Linked DNA regions of Homo sapiens: region 2 is linked to region 1. A link is a loop called in an ENCODE intact Hi-C map of the cell type or tissue named here. Cell type or tissue: PC-3. All regions are shown on one strand.

What was found. A loop is a pair of places that touch in the nucleus more often than their neighbours do. Peaks named below come from ENCODE experiments on the same cell type or tissue, not always from the same donor. Only the 100,000 strongest peaks of a DNase experiment are listed, where the experiment ranks them.
Region 2: it touches region 1 in a loop (4-fold over the local background); 1 of 110 quality-filtered maps calls a loop at or near these places.

Annotation. Positions count from the first base shown.
Region 1 is chr20:22,511,187-22,513,686 of GRCh38, forward strand. All of the region lies in intron 2 of LOC105372564 (a long non-coding RNA gene), which reads right to left. Among named protein-coding and RNA genes, the nearest start is that of LINC00261, 66 kb to the right of the region's middle. RefSeq lists an enhancer at 1,559-2,060. In PC-3, no CTCF peak of the experiment used is centred here; a DNase peak (open chromatin) is centred at 1,395; H3K27ac peaks cover 2,138 bases.
Region 2 is chr20:22,345,918-22,348,417 of GRCh38, forward strand. No RefSeq gene overlaps it. Among named protein-coding and RNA genes, the nearest start is that of LINC01427, 64 kb to the left of the region's middle. In PC-3, no CTCF peak of the experiment used is centred here; a DNase peak (open chromatin) is centred at 1,014.

The sequences.
Region 1 (2,500 bases):
CTGGGCGACAGAGGGAGACTCCATCTCAAAATAAATAAATAAATAAATTCTCAAAGGAGACTTTCTTTTTTTTAATAAAAACCATGTATTGGATCAGTTATCTTCTCAAATCTCTAGTCTAAAATAATGTGGGCAGTTTTACAAGGAAATACATATATTGGACCATATGAAATGAACCGTCAATATTTGTTATAAATCTATGAAAACATTAAGTTCAAATGGTTTCGTCTAACACCTATGTAATATAATCAGTAAATTCCAGGTACTGTGCGATTTAGGCAGAGTATATGTGTGTATATGTGTGTGTGTGTGTGTGTATGTATGTACATGCACGTGTGTATATATTTTGTAGAGTCCAGGGTCTCCTGTCAAACTTCTGGGCTCAAGCGATCCTTCTGCCTCAGCCTCCCAAAGTGCTAAGATTACAGTTGTGAGCCACTGCACCCGACATATGCAGAAAATATCTTACTGCAGTATAAAACATATATCTGAGAGGAAAAGAACAAGAGAGAGAGGTTTCTAACTTAAACACAGCTAACCAAGGAAAAAATAAAATCAACATTTGAATGAATATTGAAATTCTCTTAAAAAAAGACAAATGAGGGGGAAATCACATAAGCAAGTAAGGTTTCACACACATGGTGCTCTAGAAACTAATCAGTGGACAGATTCAGAATCCATATCTCCCTTTCCAAAATGTTCTCTGGCAGAAGTCATTCTGTAGGACAAACTGGAATCAAAAGAGTTATGAAAATTGTACAATGGGATGAAGGGGCTTCCCCTGTTGGGGAATAGATAGCTGACATGCTGGATGGGGCCAGGGTTCAAACAAAGGCCCCTGTTGAGTGGGAGCAGGTACAAGACAGATGGTTTGTTAAACATTGCCAGCATGCTTGCGCAGTGCCGTGCGGCGGTCAGAGCCTGGATAATGGTCACCAGGGCATTGTGTAGCAGCGCATTGGCTAATTTCAGCCCAGCTAAAGCTATTGCTTATCTTTGTTGGTTTTGCAAAGATTAAGGCAGTTTCTCTGCTTTGAATGCACCACAGCTGCCCAGCAAAGCATTCCTGAAGTTTTGTCTGAATTCCCACTGCTAAGAGGGGCCAAGCAAAAGGTGGCTCGTGCAAGGACTTGTTTTAAGCTCATATGTGAAGTTGCTTCTCCTCAACTAATCTGGACCACTCTTGACTCTTACTTCTGGGCAAAACCCTCTAGAGTTACAGGGGCCTTCTTTCTCAGTGAGTCCTTTCCTGTGTGGTTCGAAATGCATCTGCTGGGGATTTATATTTCCTAGATTTATATTTCCTATTGGGATTGATTCATTTGCTACTTTTGTGGAAAAAGGTAAACACCATTGTAAATTCCATCCGGTGAATCATGGGGAGGCGGTGGTTCCAATTAAACGTGTTTGCTTTCGGAAGGGGGCCCTTGGCTTCTTATCTTTATGTACAGAAGAAAATAGAGCTCAACCGGGCCTCTGCAGCCAATGGAAACGCACCTGGCCCAGTCAGCTGCTAGGCTGAGTCTCTGCTGCTCTGGGCTCCAACTCGCTCCTCTCGGTTGTTTGCAGACAAAGGGAGAGTAGCTGCGGGTCATGCAGAGGGGACAGTCCCCTTGGCTCTGCCTATAGTCCCAAAGCAAAGCAGGGGGTGCAGCTACTATCTGGGTATGTTAGGAAAGGGTGATGGCTGATCGGTTTAGTATTTCCAACAGTTCAAATGTCTTTATCTTCTTTTAAAGGTAGTGCATATCTATCCCCACCTAATTGAACCAGTGCTGTATTTACTTCAGGCAGCCCCCTCTGCCTAAATTAGATCATTTCTAGCTATAAAATCAAGAAAGTGTGCCCAGCAGATTAAGCCCTAAAAGTGGACTTGTTAACTACATCTACAGAAGCAAAGAGAGCAAGAGAATTTTTATATACTCTCCCTCTCTCCCTCTCTCTCTCTTTTCTCTCTCTCTCTCCCTCTCTCCCTCTCTCCCTCTCTCTCTGCCTCTCTCCCTCTCTCCCTCTCTCTCTGCCTCTCTCCCTCTCTCCCTCTCTCTTTCCCTCTCTCTCTCCTTCTCTCCCTCTTGTTTCTCTCTCTCTCTCCCTCTCTCCCTCTTGTTTCTCTCTCTCTCTCTCTCTCATGCATGCACCACACACCCCTACCTTTAGAACTAGGAAACTAATTCGCCTTCCTGGCTCCAGGCCTCAGCATCTCTGCTTAGCATCAGGCATTTGTCATATAGATCTCAAATCAGGAGGCTTTAGTGAGCAGCTAAGGGCTGACAATGTGTCCCAGGGAAAAGAAACCCATAAAGGAGAAAAGCAAAGGTCTGAGAGGTTCACCTGCAAATTCTGGACATTGAAAGCAACTGTACGTCTCCTCAGGTGCAAATAATTGAAATAATACTACTACTCAGGCCATGGTGCAGTGTGCTCACCCAAGGCCCTTCTTGTTTTATTTTATTTTACTACTTTCCCCTGGATTCCCTGTGTGTTCTGGCTCCCAAATCAC
Region 2 (2,500 bases), 170 kb before region 1:
TCAAAGTTTTTGTCATCTGAAAAATGCAGGTAATAATAATATCTACCTAAATGTGTGCAATAATTTAAAGGAAGTTCTTGGTTTATACTAGGCGTGGCCTTGGGGCTCAGTAAATACTATTTTCTCCCTTTCACCACCAAAAATGCATATACACTCATGTGTATGTACAAATTCACGCAACACACACTCTCATGCAAGAACACCCTTGCACATACAAGGATACTCGCTCATACATACATGCTCACACAGTGCTAGTATGCATGAACACTAGTATATGCTGGGGGCAAACACGAATGATAGTGGTAACCTCTTATCCCACTGTGTCTCCATGAAAGCTTTAAAGGGACCACTGTGGAACAGAAGGAGCATAAATCCAGAACTCGGAAGCATCTTCTTATTCTTCTCCTTTGTTCTTTGGTGCATTATGTTTGTTGTAAAATCCCTAGGCCTCTCAACCAGGTTTTCTCATCTGCAAGATGAAGGCATGGAAGATGATAGCAGCTTCCTGCAATTTGAAAGTCATTTTTTGACAAATGTGATCAACATCTTTTGTGTCTGGAGGCACAAGTTCAGACCCCAACTACATCCCATGGGAGTTCACTGATTTGAAGCACTGCTTCCTCCTCTCTTACAGTAAGTATGGGCAGCCCGATAGGTCTTTGTGATAATTAAATGAAATATAAGAACACCCCTACCCACTCTGTGAGGATCTGTGATCTCAGCTATGTCCAGCAGGACAGATGACACCCGGTCCTTCATGTGACAAGATCCTATTTCTCCCACACTTCTCTCTCCCAGAGTCCCAGGCAGAGCCCCACTCCCATGCCTTGACAGTGAAGCAGAAAATTTTCCTGCCTCCTTTGAATGAACTTAACACTATGTTCACACATCATATAAGGAAAAAAAAAGGAAAGAAACCCCTCACACCCACTCTGGTACACCTTGGTGTTTGCCATTATTAGAACAGCAAACGAAATACTATTGATTCAGAGGGTTTGTGGTTTACCGACCTAGTGCAGTTAAGTTCCTCTTCCTACCCCCATGACTCATGAATACACATCAAATCCTAAATAGTTTATTTACCGTTTGAACAGTTTTTTGCTTCTTGTCCTATTTCCCTCTGGACAGACAACCCAAAACGCTTTCTTTACCCACAGAAACAAATTTAAAAACAAGAAATACAGTTCTAGGAATAAAGAAAGATGTAAGAACGTTAATTTTATGACAAAAGAAACCTCATTAGAGAGTCTTATAGGAAAAAATATCTGAGTTCCAATTTATATCCCGCCATAATAAAACCTGTTTTACTCCAAAATTGTCCTGGATTGGATGAGAAACAATAGAGTAACCTCACTGAGAAGCAGAGCACTCAGCTTGGGTGAGTGGGGGCCAAGGCAGGAGCGAGCAGGAGCTAGTGCAGACGTCTGCTTTCTGGATGCGGGAACCAAGGGGCTTGCCCGTTAACCCTTCCTAATTCACATACCCTTTAAAACCTTACTGCTTGAGGCATGGTCCTGGACCGAGGGTCACCTGGAAGCTTATTGGAAAAGCAAACTCACAGACCCCAGACCTGGTAAACCAGCAATCTGCATTTTAACAGAGGCCCAAGTGATCTGAATAGACACTCACGTCTGAGAGCAGTGCCTTGAAAAGCTTTGCCAGAATGCTGTGAAGCATAAGCCGTATGACTTGATCTGTGGTCCGTTAGAATTCACAGGATAACTTTTCCAAAGTCTTAAATTAGAGGATTTCAGAATTAAAAGGACCTTCCCTCAACCTCTTTAATGCATGAGTTCCCTGAGAGTGGCCCCACTGGAAGACTCTGGTGTCACATCAGAGGAGTTTGTCCTCTGGGAAGAGTTTTTCAACAGTGCTTCCGTGGGGCGAGAAGGAACATGCTTCCTCTTAATTTCCACTCGCCTGTACATTATACACATTACAGAGCCACTCAGAGAAAAGATTAAGCTTCTTTCTCTGCAAAGGATTTTTGGAACACTGAAACGACCTGCATGCCTGATCCTATATCCAATTTCTTCCCAAAGAGCTCTAGTAGGTTCAGAATCACACCCTTAAGGAAGAGTATCCACAGAGTGGCCCTGGACCTACCTCTCTGCTGGAGAGGCCACATGAAACTGTATCAATATGCAAAGATGCTGGTCCTTTCACACTTTTCTGATGAACTCGGGTGTTATTAAAATTATGGGTATTTGCTTATTTCCCAGGCAGTCCCATGGAGAGCTGAGGCTGGCTAGACACTGGGACTGACTGTTGTTATCTATGCCTGTTGTCCACGTGACAGCCAGGGCTAAAGACAAGACTTTCTGTCTCTATCAACAGCCAGAGTAAATCCTCATGAAACAATATTCGGTACTAGAGATACCAGCTGCAGCAGAAAATATACAGATCATAGGCACTGAACTCCAACAAGACACAATCTAGTCCAGAGATAGGCCGCAGGAGTGCAAATATCAGTTTATCACTTAAACTTGTTTGATGTTCT